Linked DNA regions of Homo sapiens: regions 1 and 3 are each linked to region 2. The links are chromatin contacts, found by Hi-C or POLR2A ChIA-PET in ENCODE. All regions are on one chromosome and are shown on one strand. Each heading gives the region's core, a stretch centred on a gene start or an enhancer-like site at or near the end of the contact. The rest is flanking DNA. Distances are from core to core; before and after follow the strand shown. Region 1 holds the start of CIRBP (cold inducible RNA binding protein). Region 2 holds the start of TPGS1 (tubulin polyglutamylase complex subunit 1). Region 3 holds the start of TMEM259 (transmembrane protein 259).

The links. Hi-C counts contacts between places; a loop is a spot of excess contacts on that map. ChIA-PET counts read pairs that join two places held with the same protein, here RNA polymerase II (POLR2A). Pooled maps may share reads with other maps.
Region 1: a loop to region 2 is called in a pooled map of posterior vena cava, with 10 times the contacts of the local background. The contact joins the promoter of CIRBP here to the promoter of TPGS1 in region 2. A Hi-C loop is called at or near these places in 1 of 37 single-sample maps with no recorded cell type and 8 of 50 pooled maps. POLR2A ChIA-PET finds 5 or more read pairs at or near these places in 6 of 52 experiments (CD4-positive, alpha-beta T cell, CD4-positive, alpha-beta memory T cell, CD8-positive, alpha-beta T cell and 3 more).
Region 3: a loop to region 2 is called in a map with no recorded cell type, with 14 times the contacts of the local background. The contact joins the promoter of TMEM259 here to the promoter of TPGS1 in region 2. A Hi-C loop is called at or near these places in 2 of 37 single-sample maps with no recorded cell type and 10 of 50 pooled maps.

Annotation. Positions count from the first base shown.
Region 1 is chr19:1,267,429-1,271,695 of GRCh38, forward strand. CIRBP (cold inducible RNA binding protein) reads left to right here and starts at 1,904. Exons shown (of 6, transcript NM_001300829.2): 1 at 1,904-1,982; 2 at 3,500-3,608; 3 at 3,712-3,818; 4 at 3,901-4,039; 5 at 4,123-4,204. The coding sequence starts at 3,506. CIRBP-AS1 (CIRBP antisense RNA 1) reads right to left here and starts at 2,832. Exons shown (of 2, transcript NR_027271.1): 1 at 2,397-2,832; 2 at 43-962. RefSeq lists silencers at 1,581-1,790, 2,001-2,160, 2,211-2,520.
Region 2 is chr19:504,900-508,865 of GRCh38, forward strand. TPGS1 (tubulin polyglutamylase complex subunit 1) reads left to right here and starts at 2,598. Exons shown (of 2, transcript NM_033513.3): 1 at 2,598-2,945. The coding sequence starts at 2,608. It overlaps MADCAM1-AS1 (MADCAM1 antisense RNA 1), which reads right to left and starts at 2,990. Exons shown (of 3, transcript XR_936221.4): 1 at 2,477-2,990. It overlaps MADCAM1 (mucosal vascular addressin cell adhesion molecule 1), which reads left to right. Exons shown (of 5, transcript NM_130760.3): 5 at 1-444. The coding sequence ends at 66. RefSeq lists enhancers at 1,674-2,531, 2,404-2,743 and a silencer at 1,744-1,873.
Region 3 is chr19:1,018,349-1,022,372 of GRCh38, forward strand. TMEM259 (transmembrane protein 259) reads right to left here and starts at 2,775. Exons shown (of 11, transcript NM_001033026.2): 1 at 2,424-2,775. The coding sequence starts at 2,648. It overlaps RNU6-2 (RNA, U6 small nuclear 2), which reads left to right and starts at 3,174; the gene lies at 3,174-3,280. RefSeq lists silencers at 59-278, 2,537-2,596, 2,627-2,696, 2,857-2,966 and an enhancer at 662-1,261.

The sequences.
Region 1 (4,267 bases), core at 654-3,153, 760 kb after region 2:
AGGAACCCGCTCGTAGTAAGCGCTTAATAACTAGGCACTGGCTGAATGAATGAATGAATGAATGAACACGGCGCTTCGCAAAACCAGGAAAAGGCAGAGGCTCACAGAACCAGGGAACGATGGGCTGGGGGGAGCGGCAAGAATTACGCAATTATGCAGGGGCCGCTGTGACTACCAGGCACCCCCTCCAACTCCCCCCCTACAAGGGCTGCTCTGGGTCAGAGAACGTCCACCGCGCTGACTGCTGGGGCTGGGGGCTGGGGGCGCAGATCAGAAAGAATGGGCCTGAATTGCTCCCAGGCTGGGCATGTGGCGCCCGCGTCTGGGGCTCCAGTGGGTGGGTGGCCCCTCCCGCATGGACGGCGGGCGCAGGGGAGCTCGGTGCTGATGTCTCTCTCCTTTAATAACCACCCTGCGTGAGTGGCTGACGCAGCAGCCGGCTGCCGCTGACGGGGAGTGGGGCGGCTGTAGTGGGGGGGCCCGAGGTGCAGAGGGGGTGGTGATGAATCACACAGCTGCTGCCTGGGGGAGGGGGTCTTGAGCCCATGAGGGGTCCCAGAGACCTTGTCACTGGAGACAGCGCCCCTGGCTACCCCCACCTCGATCCACTTGAGGGTGGAAGTGAGTCTGAGGTCAGGAGTGGGGCCGGGATTTCCCTGGGATGAGCAGCAAAGCGGGGGTCTCTGTACGCCAACTTCCCCCAGCTTGTCAGCAGAGGGTCATCCCTCCGAAGACTTTCTGGGGCAGAGAGGCAGGGGTCCGCGCTGGCTTCTTCCACCAGGGCTGGGGGAGGCGGCGGCATGAGATGACTCCTGGGCGAGGAGCAAGTGGTGGCCATAGAGGGCCCCCCAGAGGCTTTGGGGCCGCCGAAGAGTAGTGAGTGAGGGTCCTTGTAAAGCTGGTTCTCCAGATGGCGGCGGCTTTAAGACTCCCCTCCGCCAACCAGGCTCAGTAGGGGAGGCCTGTGGAAGGAGAGAAAAGGCCTGGGTGGAGGAGCAGAGTGGGCCTGGCCCCGCGTGGGGAGCGAGTGCGCCGTTGCTGTGCAGCACGGTGGGAGGGGAGGCCGAGGGCCGGGCGGAGTGCTGGGGTGCAGTGGGGACTCGGGGTGTCCGCCTGCACCCGACAGCAGGGACGCACAACACTATCCGGCCAGGCGAGTGTGGGGGTGTGGGCCACGCACCCAGCCGTGATAATCGCGGTTCCAGTGGGAGTTAGGCTTGGGTGCGGGTTGGAGTTTGTAGGCAAACTGGGTTGCGTAAAGTTGGGGTGCACCAAAGTGTGGCGATGTAGGAAGAATTGGGATTGCGAATATTGGGGTTCGCATGAATGGGGTTGTCTCTGTTGGGGTTTTGGTGGGCATGGGGTTGATGGCAGGAATGGAGTGCTGGGGTGCTGGGAAAACTGGGACGTCGGTTGTATTGGCAAGAATATCACGACAGGTGTCGGGGTTCAGATGAAGTTGGGATGTCTGACAGCCGGGTCTTGGTTGGGTAGGGGATCTGGGCTAGGTTGTTATGTCGGGACTGCTGGAGCACAGGCAAAGTCGGGGTCCCAGTGACACCCAGAAGTCCCCATGAGGCCTGAGGCCTGGGAATCGGGGCTAGAGGCCCATTTGTTCCCCGCCGCAGGCCAGGGAGCAGGCACGCGTAACTGGGTCAGCCCCGCCCCGCCCCGCCGCGCGCTGGTCACGCCCCCTCGAGCGCGGGTGGAGGACTGCGGACTGCAAACGTCTCGGCCAATAGTCGAGCCCGACACCAGTCCGCGGGAGGGGGCGGAACCGAGATAGACTCGGCCCCCAGCTCATGAATATAAGACGCAGGCGCGCCCTCTGATTGGCCCAGGATGTGTAGGGGGCGGGGCCCGGCGGAAGCGTATATAAGGCCGGGCTCGGGGACGCCCCCCCCTCACTCGCGCGTTAGGAGGCTCGGGTCGTTGTGGTGCGCTGTCTTCCCGCTTGCGTCAGGGACCTGCCCGACTCAGTGGTGAGGGCCCTGGCTGCACCGGCTCCGAGGAGCTCGGGGCGGCGGGCGGCCTGCGGCGGCCAGGCGAGGCGGGGCCGCAGCGGCACGCCCCTGGGAGGGGGCGGGCCCGGGGTGGAGTCCGCCCCGCCGGCGGCGAGGGACAGCGGGAGATTGGGCCGAGTAGCGGCCAGAGGGCCTCTCCCCGCCGGTCCGGGCCGCCGGCGACCCGGTTGCCGCCGCAAAATGGCGGCCGCGAGCTCGAGGCTGTGCCCAGCGAAATGGCGGGAGCGCCGAGTTCCCGGATGGAGTGGCGCAGGGTGCGCGCGGGGCGCATGCGCACGCGGCGGGGGCGGGGCCACGTGGCGCCCCCGGTCTCCAGGGCCGCTTTCCCGGCCTTGGGGCTGGAGGTATCCACACACCAACGCTTTTGCTTACCGAGCCTTAGTTTCCTCCTTTTCCCATTGCGATTGCATGAGGGAAAGGACGGCCTCGTAAATCTTGGGTAGGCGTGGCCCGTTCTAGTGTGGTTCCTCGTCTGCCACGTCGTGCTTTGCGCCCAAAGTTTGGTCCAAGTTGGCACAGCTCCCAGTGCCAGACTTCCAAGTCTAGTTCTCAGAGCCACTGGGTGGCGGCCATTCCCAGCCAGTGAATGCTTTGTCTGTGTCAGCACTGACCGCCCCCTTAAATAGCCAGTTCTCCTAAATGCCACTTCCCCTGCCTGGAAATCCTGCCTTATCACTTCCGGGGCCATCCCTTCCCGATTCCCGGCCTAGGTCCTGGCTATGGAAGTCAGTACCTGCCCTGAGGTGCCCCCCAGGACGGGGCGGCCTCCCTGACAGCCAGCCCCCCCCCCAGTCTCAGGAGGCATTTTACAGTGAGCAGAAGCACGTTCTGGTCCAGCAACAAGTAGATGTCAGTTGGTTAGGGTAGGAGTTGGCACCCGTTCGGAAATAGGAGAACCTGAGAGTGCAGTCCTGCCCAGGGCACAACTGGAAGGCTGTGGGGGAAGGGAGACACCCATTGTGGAAATGGGTGCGGCCTGCCTTCAGTCTTGGGGGTGGATGGAGTAAATTATTTGAATTAAGAAGTCCTAGGTGGCTGGGTGCGGTGGCTCACACCTGTAATCCCAAAACTTTGGGTGGCCAAGGTGGGAGGATTGCTTGAGCCCAGGAGTTTCAGACCAGCCTGGGCAACAGAGCAAGACCCCATCTCTACTAAAACAAATTTAAAAAAATTATCCAGGCGTGGTGGTGTACACCTACAGTCCCAGTTTCTTGGGAGGCTGAGGTAGGAGGATTGCTTGAGCCCAGGAGGTGGAGGCTGCAGTGACCCCTGCACTCCAGTCTGGGTGACAGTTAGACACACTGCCCCCGACCCCAAAAAAATAAGTCCTAGGTATGAGTTTGAGATAATGAAAAATAAAAATCTGATTTTCTAATATTTCCCCTAAAAAACACATGTCATTTACATAAAATAGGAAGCGGGGAGAGGTGGTGAGAGATGACCCCTGTTGAGGATTTCATTGGTGTCTGCCACAGGCCGCCATGGCATCAGATGAAGGCAAACTTTTTGTTGGAGGGCTGAGTTTTGACACCAATGAGCAGTCGCTGGAGCAGGTCTTCTCAAAGTACGGACAGATCTCTGAAGGTGAGGCTGCTGCTGGGCCCGCGGCCCTGGGCGGGGGGGCTTGTGCTCCTCCTACCTGGAAGTACAGCTGGGTGCTGACTGCAGACCTCTCTCCCCTGCACAGTGGTGGTTGTGAAAGACAGGGAGACCCAGAGATCTCGGGGATTTGGGTTTGTCACCTTTGAGAACATTGACGACGCTAAGGATGCCATGATGGCCATGAATGGGAAGGTGAGGATCAGGGTGCTGAGCAGGAGTCCCGTCTCGAGGATGGGGCACCCACCTGCTAACCCGTCCCGCCCTCTGTCTCCAGTCTGTAGATGGACGGCAGATCCGAGTAGACCAGGCAGGCAAGTCGTCAGACAACCGATCCCGTGGGTACCGTGGTGGCTCTGCCGGGGGCCGGGGCTTCTTCCGTGGGGGCCGAGGACGGGGCCGTGGGTTCTCTAGAGGTGAGTGCCATGAGTGGGTCCCTTGGGGATGCTGTGAGGTACTGCTGGTGGGAGCTGGTACTCACTTTTTCCTGTATGTGCAGGAGGAGGGGACCGAGGCTATGGGGGGAACCGGTTCGAGTCCAGGAGTGGGGGCTACGGAGGCTCCAGAGACTACTATAGCAGGTGAGGGGGAGGCCGGCCCAAGCACAGGGGTGGTTGCGGGATGGCCAGCTTCCGTCCCGGGTC
Region 2 (3,966 bases), core at 1,348-3,847:
CTGCCCCAGGTGTCGGCCTGGGCTGGGTTAAGGGGGACCGGCCAGGTCGGGATCAGCCCCTCCTGAGTGGCCAGCCTTTCCCCCTGTGAAAGCAAAATAGCTTGGACCCCTTCAAGTTGAGAACTGGTCAGGGCAAACCTGCCTCCCATTCTACTCAAAGTCATCCCTCTGTTCACAGAGATGGATGCATGTTCTGATTGCCTCTTTGGAGAAGCTCATCAGAAACTCAAAAGAAGGCCACTGTTTGTCTCACCTACCCATGACCTGAAGCCCCTCCCTGAGTGGTCCCCACCTTTCTGGACGGAACCACGTACTTTTTACATACATTGATTCATGTCTCACGTCTCCCTAAAAATGCGTAAGACCAAGCTGTGCCCTGACCACCCTGGGCCCCTGTCGTCAGGACCTCCTGAGGCTTTGGCAAATAAACCTCCTAAAATGATACAAACGTGTCAGTTTTCTCAGTTGACACCCACTCCGTGGAGAGGAGAGGTCTGAGGGCTCCGGACAGCAGAGGGTTGACTGTGGGTCCTGCCCTGATGGCTCCATCTCCCTCATCCCACAGTCCGGGGCTGGAGAAGAAAGTGTTAGAAATGCTTGTTCCCCGGTGCCGTAAAGAAATAGCACTTGAATATAAATGTCATTTCCTCAGCAAGGCCACTGTTTTACTTTCTGCAGAAAGGGTACACTGGCCAGCAGTTTTGCCACGAGAGTATCCAGAACAAAGGAGACAGGGTCATTTATAACCTGACGCGTCCACCCTACTGCTCTGTCCGGTTTCCATTGGCTGGAACGGGACGGTTTCCATTGGCTGGAACGGGACCTCACATTCTGTATTTATCCCGATCGGCTAGCAGCTTGGAACTTTTAAAAAGAGGCAAAGGCAGAGGAGAACAAAGGAAGGAAGAAGTAGCTTGTGGAATGCTAAGAAAGGTAAAAACACCTTCAAATAAGGAAGAGGAACAGGTTATGACCTAATGCTTGCTTGGACCAGTATAAGCATGCCAGGGCAGATATTTAGCCTACATTGTGGGCACTAAGAACATAAAGTATGTTGATTTCCTTATTACATTATATATATTCAATATAACATTAACAATTAATTAACAAAGAATGTTAGCACAGGTCTTTTGTTTGTTTGTTTTTTGAGACAGAGTCTCGCTCTGTCGCCCAGGCTGGAGTGCAGTGGCGCGATCTCGGCTCACTTGCAAGCTCCGCCTCCCGGGTTCACGCCATTCTCCTGCCTCAGCCTCCCGAGTAGCTGGGACTACAGGCGCCCGCCACCACGCCTGGCTAATTTTTTGTATTTTTAGTAGAGACGGGGTTTCACCGTGTTAGCCGGGATGGTCTCGATCTCCTGACCTCGTGATCCGCCCGCCTCGGCCTCCCAAAGTGCTGGGATGACAGGCGTGAGCCACCGCGCCCGGCCTACCACAGGCCTTTGAATACATTTTGCTTCTAAGAGAAGTTACTATTTATTCCTAATTAGATGGGGAGGAAAGTCTCATTTGAAGAGGAACCTCTACTTCACGTTTTACAAAGGGCATTTGGTCTGCCCGCCAGAGATTCCTGTGCTGGGAGGATGGTGGAACGGTCCCCCGGCAAACAGCTCTCATTGCCCCCTGCCCGGGGCAACGCCCCTGAGGGACGGGGACGGCACCCAGCAAGCTCTGCCCGGGGCGGGGAAACGCGAGGGCTTAGTGGTTTCCTCGGTGAGAAGCTTAACCAGGAGTCCCCGAAAGCAGTGAGGGAAGATCCACAGAGGTCGCCTGGGGAAACACACCCAGAGGCGGCTTATGGAGGAGACTGCTTGTGTTTTGAGGTGGCTGCGGGCTGCGGAGGGTTGGGAGGGCCGGGAGGGCGGCCGGAAGCGAGGTCAGGCGATGAAGGCCTGGAGGTGCCAGCCCGGGGGCCCTGGAGAGCCATGGCAGAGTTTACAGCTCTGGAGGCTGCGGTGTCAGAAAGCTCCCTCTGGCGGTCAGGGGGTAACAGCGCGGGATGCTCGCCCGTGTGGCCGCCAATAGGGGCTCAGCGCAGCTGCAGCGGAGCTGGGGAGGGGGCTTCTCCCACGAGGTGAGCTACGCACTCAGACGTTGACTGAGTTAGGCGGAAGGCCAGGCTGAGCTCGACCCCCAGCACCAAGGCTCAGAGATGAACATGAGAAAAGGGTCTGGGGGCCGGGCGCGGGGCTGGGTCCAGCAGTCCTGGGCAGGTCCAGCCCCGCGCATGCTCCGTCAGGCTTCTCTGCTAACCAGGGAGACTGGTTGCTAGGAGACCATGCTAATGAAGGACTCGCTCACTACCCAAATGGCAAGCAATCCGGCTTTGTGCCAGAAACGAAGCACTTCCGAGGCAGCCATTTTGGAGTCTGGCAAAATTCAGGACCGAGGCCAAAGCCAGGAGAGCCAATCAATATACACAAAGAGGGAGGAGAAGAGAGAGTGCCAATAAGGACACAAGGAAAGTGGTAGCGTACCCTTGTCACTTCCCAAAGTCTCCCAGCGGGATACCGGTGCCCTCTGCCCTTAATCAAGATGGCCGCCTTGGGGGGGCTCTAGCGCACAGTGGAATATGGCGGTGCTTCCGGTCCCGCTGCCCTCAGCGAAGATGGCGGCAGTGGAGAAGCGGCGGCAAGCGGTACCACCGCCGGCCGGTTTCACGGACAGCGGCCGCCAGTCGGTATCCCGGGCGGCGGGGGCGGCCGAGAGCGAGGAGGACTTCCTGCGGCAGGTCGGCGTGACGGAAATGCTACGTGCGGCCCTGCTGAAGGTGCTGGAGGCGCGGCCCGAGGAGCCGATCGCCTTCCTGGCTCACTACTTCGAGAACATGGGCCTGCGCTCGCCTGTAAACGGCGGCGCCGGGGAGCCCCCGGGCCAGCTCCTGCTGCAGCAGCAGCGCCTGGGCCGCGCGCTATGGCACCTTCGCCTGGCCCACCACTCCCAGAGGTGCGCAGTGGGCCGGCTTGGGCGGGTGGGGCAGCGATGGACTTCAACTCCCAGCATGCCGCGCGCGGCTCCCTACCCGCAGCGCCGGCGCAGGGGCCCGGGGCTTGCTGGGAGTTGTAGTGCGCGATGCCTTCTTGGGTGGGATGGATCGGACAAGGTGGGCTGGAGGGTCCGGGCTTCGGTCCGGCGCTAGGCAGCGCGCTGCATGCGGCGCGAGTCCTTCTGGCCGGCTTCGCCTTCTGTGATGCCTTTTTGCAGGTGCTGAGTTTCCCCTTGCAGTTCATGATTTTCAAAATCGTGCAGCTCAAGAGGACTTGGCCCGAGGTCGCAGAGCCAGCCCCCGAGCCAGGTCCTCCTAGTCGCCTCCTTAGCAGCCTCATGTTATCCCCGTCCATTCAGCCAGAACGTGAATATTTACAGAGAGCAGCGCAGTCACCCAGGGCCCCCATCTTAGGGGACAGGCTCCCAGCGGGCAGGTGGGGATTCCTGGAAGAGCCTGGCGATGTGCGGGCGGGTTGCAGGGAAGAGGCCCAGCAGGTGCAAATTTAGACCCCGAGTGTGGGGCACACGGGAGGCGGGAAAGCCACGGAATTTGGCTGAAGCATGCGAGGCTGCAGGTGCCTACGCGCGGTGTCCCCTGGCTGGGGCCAGTTCTGAGCCCAGGGAAGGTGGTTGGGGACTATCTGTTGGCGTTGGGGATGGATGGGCTGATGTCTTTTGTTGGGGGGGGGGTCCCCAGAAGCGGAGCCTGAGGTAGGCATTGTGTGTGCAGGTGATTTTACAAGGGGGTGCGCCCAAGAGAACCCAGGAAGGGGGTGGGAAGAGCAGGCAGGGAAGGATGCCAAGCAAAGGTGCCCTTTCAGCCTCATAACCAGGGCATAAGCGCCCACCATGGCAGCCCTCGCCAGAGTCCCAGAGAAGTTCGGGGGGAGAAGAGAGATGGGGAGTGTCCCCCCTACCACGTTCAGGGTGCACAGGTGTCCAAGATCATACTCAGATAAGGGTGGCAGGGTGTTGGGTA
Region 3 (4,024 bases), core at 1,525-4,024, 510 kb after region 2:
GCTCCATGCTGGCTCAGAGCTGGGAGATCCTGGCATTTCCTAAAGCCACCCAGGCATGGGTGAGAGCTGGGGGACTCCATGCCAGCTCAGGGCTGGGAGCTCAGCTGCACAGATGCCACAGGATGAAGCCACCTTGAAGGGATCATACCAGGGAGGACCTGGCTCTCTGCAGGGAGACCCCCGGAAGCCAGGCAGGCAGGAAGCAGAGGAGCCTTCTGGAACTCAAGGCAGCCTCTGAAATCAGGCAGTTCCAGCCTGCACTTTGCAGATAAGTAAAAGTGAAGGCAGCAGGGTCAGATTCTGTGCCACCAGATTACCGGGTGGAAAATTCACAAAGAACAGATTTCCCCACCCAGGCCAGGCATGGTGGCTCACGCCTGTAATCCCAGCCTTTTGGGAGGCCGAGGCGGGCAGATCACCTGAAATCAGCAGTTTGAGACCAGCCTAGCCAACATGGCAAAACCCAGTCTCTACTAAAAAGACAAAAAAATTAGCCGGTTGTGATGGTGGGCACCGGTAATCCTAGCTACTCCGCAGGCTGAGGCAGAAGAATTGCTTGAACCCAGGAGGTGGAGTTTGCAGTGAGCCGAGATCAAACCACTGCACTCCAGCCTGGGTGACAGAGCAAGACTCCATCTCAAAAAAAAAAAAAAAAAAATTCACCACCCAGAGATCTCACAGTCCAAAGCCCTCTGCTGAGAGAGGAGGGATTGGGGTTACTGAGAACCTCCCAAGAGTCTCCACCCTACACAGAAGACGGGGAACTCCAGCTCTGGCCCAGCCCCATCTGACCACCTGTGAGTGGTATTGGCCTGGAGATGGAGCCGGGTAGGCTTGATCCCTTTCCAAACCGGGACATGGTGGGACCAGGGCCCAGGCGACAGGGATGCACCTCCCAAGGAGGCTGAGCTCCGTCGGGGGAACCTGGCCTGGCACCCAGCACACACCCTCCACAAGCCTAAGGACACAGTGGCTCCATCCTGTTCCCAGGCTACTCCATGGAAGGAAAACCCACGTCCACAGACCAGCCTCCGTCCACAGTTTCAGGCCCCGTCTGTGGACCCCAGAGCCGGGAAAGGCCGCCTGCCTGCGTAACCCTTCACAGCCCTGCTCAGGTGCCTACTGAGGCGACCATGCCACTCTGGGGGGCTGCAGGGAGGAAGGTGGGAAGGATGATGGGCTGAGCTCTGGCCTGGGGAGGCACGGATCTGGAGGCTGGGGGGCCTTCCGTGAAGTGGCAGCAGGCTGGGACCCACACCCAGGTCCGCAGGACGGCCAAGGTCCAGCTCCACTTGCCGAGCCCAAAAAAGCAGCCAGCTCCTGACCAACCTGTGTCAGGCTGGGAACTTGCCCACGATCGCAGCCTGGCCCGCCAGCATCGGACCCCTCTTTGCAGGCTAGATCCAAAAAGCTCACGGCGCAACTTCAGCAGCCCCCAAGCCCCGGCGCGGCGGTGTTCTGATGCAGAACGAAAACGGCCACGTCCCCATTTCGCCAGGTGGCCCAGGACCCCGGCCAGCTTGTTTTCTGAGGGGCTGCAGCTGCTACTGAGCCCCTCTTGTCACCCAAGCAAGACTCCTTCTCAGAGGGAGTCAGGCCGATGCCTGTCCTGCACGGCTGAGACCTCTGCCATCTGAGGAGGGCGGGAGGGGGACAGAGCCCAAGACGCGGAGGCCGGTGCCTCATAGGGGAGGCACGGGCGACAGACCCACAACCTGAGCTCCTGAAGCAGGAAGGGAGTGGGGACCCAGCGGAGGAAGAGGCCGGGGATGGGGTGGTACGCTGCTGCCGGTGACTTTGCCGCTAACCCTAGCGAGGTGACCTCAGCTAAGTCACATTCCCCTGAGGCTCAGGAGCGGGGAACGCAGCTGAAAGGCTACAAGGAGGGAGAGAGGGGAGTGGGGAGTCGACTTCCAGGACAGGGGTTGGTCCGAGGGAGACCTGCGTCAGGCTGGGTTCTGGGCCAGCACATTGGGAGGGGAGAGAGGCCTCGGAACTGAGGGTCTCAGGCGGCACAGTCAGGGGTCAAAGGGCGGGAGGTGCTACCTCGCAGGCCAGGACCGGACTCCAAGCCTGGGTAGGTGGGGACCTGGGAAAGGCGGTCGCCGGGGACAGGATGGGCCCTGGAGGGAGCTGACAGTGAGGTTTCCAGAGTAGAGAACAGCGGCTTCTAGTGCAGCGGGATCCGGCCTTCCCGGGTGGACGTCCCCGGGCGGGATGGGGTCACGAGACGGTGTCCCTGGCCAATCCCAGGGTCAGAGGTCGCGAGGGAGAGCCCTAATCGGTAGGGCCGGGTATAGGCCTCAGGGTGCAGGGTGGCGCTCGCTGTCCCCAGCGGGGCCAGGGGTCGCGGTCGGAGGTAGCAGACTTGGGGGTCGGGACAGCCGCTGGGGTCAAGGGTCGGGGGTCGGGGCCGCGGTCACCTTGAGCAGCACGAAGAACTCGAAGAGACGGCGGAAGGCGGGCGGGAAGAGCCGCGAATAGGTGACAGCCATCTTGAAGAACAGCGCGTGGAAGAGCCGGTCGCGCACGTTGATGAGGGGGTTGGGGTTGAGATTGGGGGTGCGAGGCCCGCGCGCGGGGGCCGGGCCGCCGCCGCCGCCGTTGGGCCCGGGCCCCGGAGCTGCGGGCTCCACGTGCTCCGACATGCCTCCCAGCGTCGCGCCCTAACGACCCGCAAGTGTCCGAGGGCGCCTCCCGGCCGCCATCGGCCGCCCTCGCAGCCGCCGCTCTCCTCACGGCCTCCCGGCCGCCGCCGCCATCTTCCGCTTTCTCGTCCGGCTGCGGCGCTGCTGACGCTAGCGAGTCGCCACGCCGGGCAAGAGCGGCCCCCCTGCGCCCGCAGAGAACGCTGGGATGCCAGCGGCGCCCGCGGAGGCCTCACCCCCTACCTCGGCCGCTCCAGGGGGCGGGCCTGCATCTGGGCCACCTCTTTTGCATATTGGCACCCACAATCCACCGCGGCTATGAGGCCAGTATAAGGCGGTAAAATTACGATAAGATATGGGATTTTACGTGATCGAAGACATCAAAGTAAGCGTAAGCACGAAAGTTGTTCTGCAACATACCACTGTAGGAAATTATGCTAAATATGAAACCGACCATAAGTTATCCTAACCAAAAGATGATTTGATTGAAGGGCTTAAAATAGGTGTGACAGTAACCCTTGAGTCGTGCTCGCTTCGGCAGCACATATACTAAAATTGGAACGATACAGAGAAGATTAGCATGGCCCCTGCGCAAGGATGACACGCAAATTCGTGAAGCGTTCCATATTTTTGCTGTAGTCTACAGCTCGTCACCTCGTTTGGCTTCTCTTGCCCGGATCCTGCCATGACGTCACAGGGCCAGTAACGTCATAGTCTTCCCGTGTCCATCTCCTGTGGCGCCACTAAGGTTGGCGGTAGAACAATCTGGCAGTCTCTACTCCTGCGTGGCGCTGTGCCACCTGCCCCCGTAGCTTCGCGCAGCAATGAATAAATAAGTGCTCTTCAGGGGCACTTACTGAGTGCCGGCTGCGTACACAAGAGGATACTATGGTTTTTGGGTTTTTTGGTTGTTTGTTTGAGATGGATTCTCGCTCTGTCGCCCAGGCTGGAGCGCAGAAGCGCGATCTCGGCTCTCTGCAACCCCCGCCTCCCGGGTTCAAGCCATTCTCCTGCCTCAGCCTCCCAAGTAGCTGGGATTACAGGCATGCGCCACCACTCCAGGCTAATTTTATATTTTTAGTAGAGACGGTTTCTCCATGTTGGTCAGGCTGGTCTCGAACTCCTAACTTTAGGTGATTTGCCCGCCTAGGCCTCCCAAAGTGCTGGGATTACAGGTGTGACCCACCAAGCCCGCCAAAAAAAAGTTTTGTGTTGTTTTTTTTTTTTGAGACGCAGTCTCACTCTGTCGCCCAGGCTGGAGTGCAGTGGCGTGATCTCGGCTCACTGCAACCTCCGCCTCTTGGGTTCAAGCAATTCTCTGCCTCAGCCTCCTGAATAGCTGGGATTGCAGGCTTCCGCCACCACACCCGGCTATT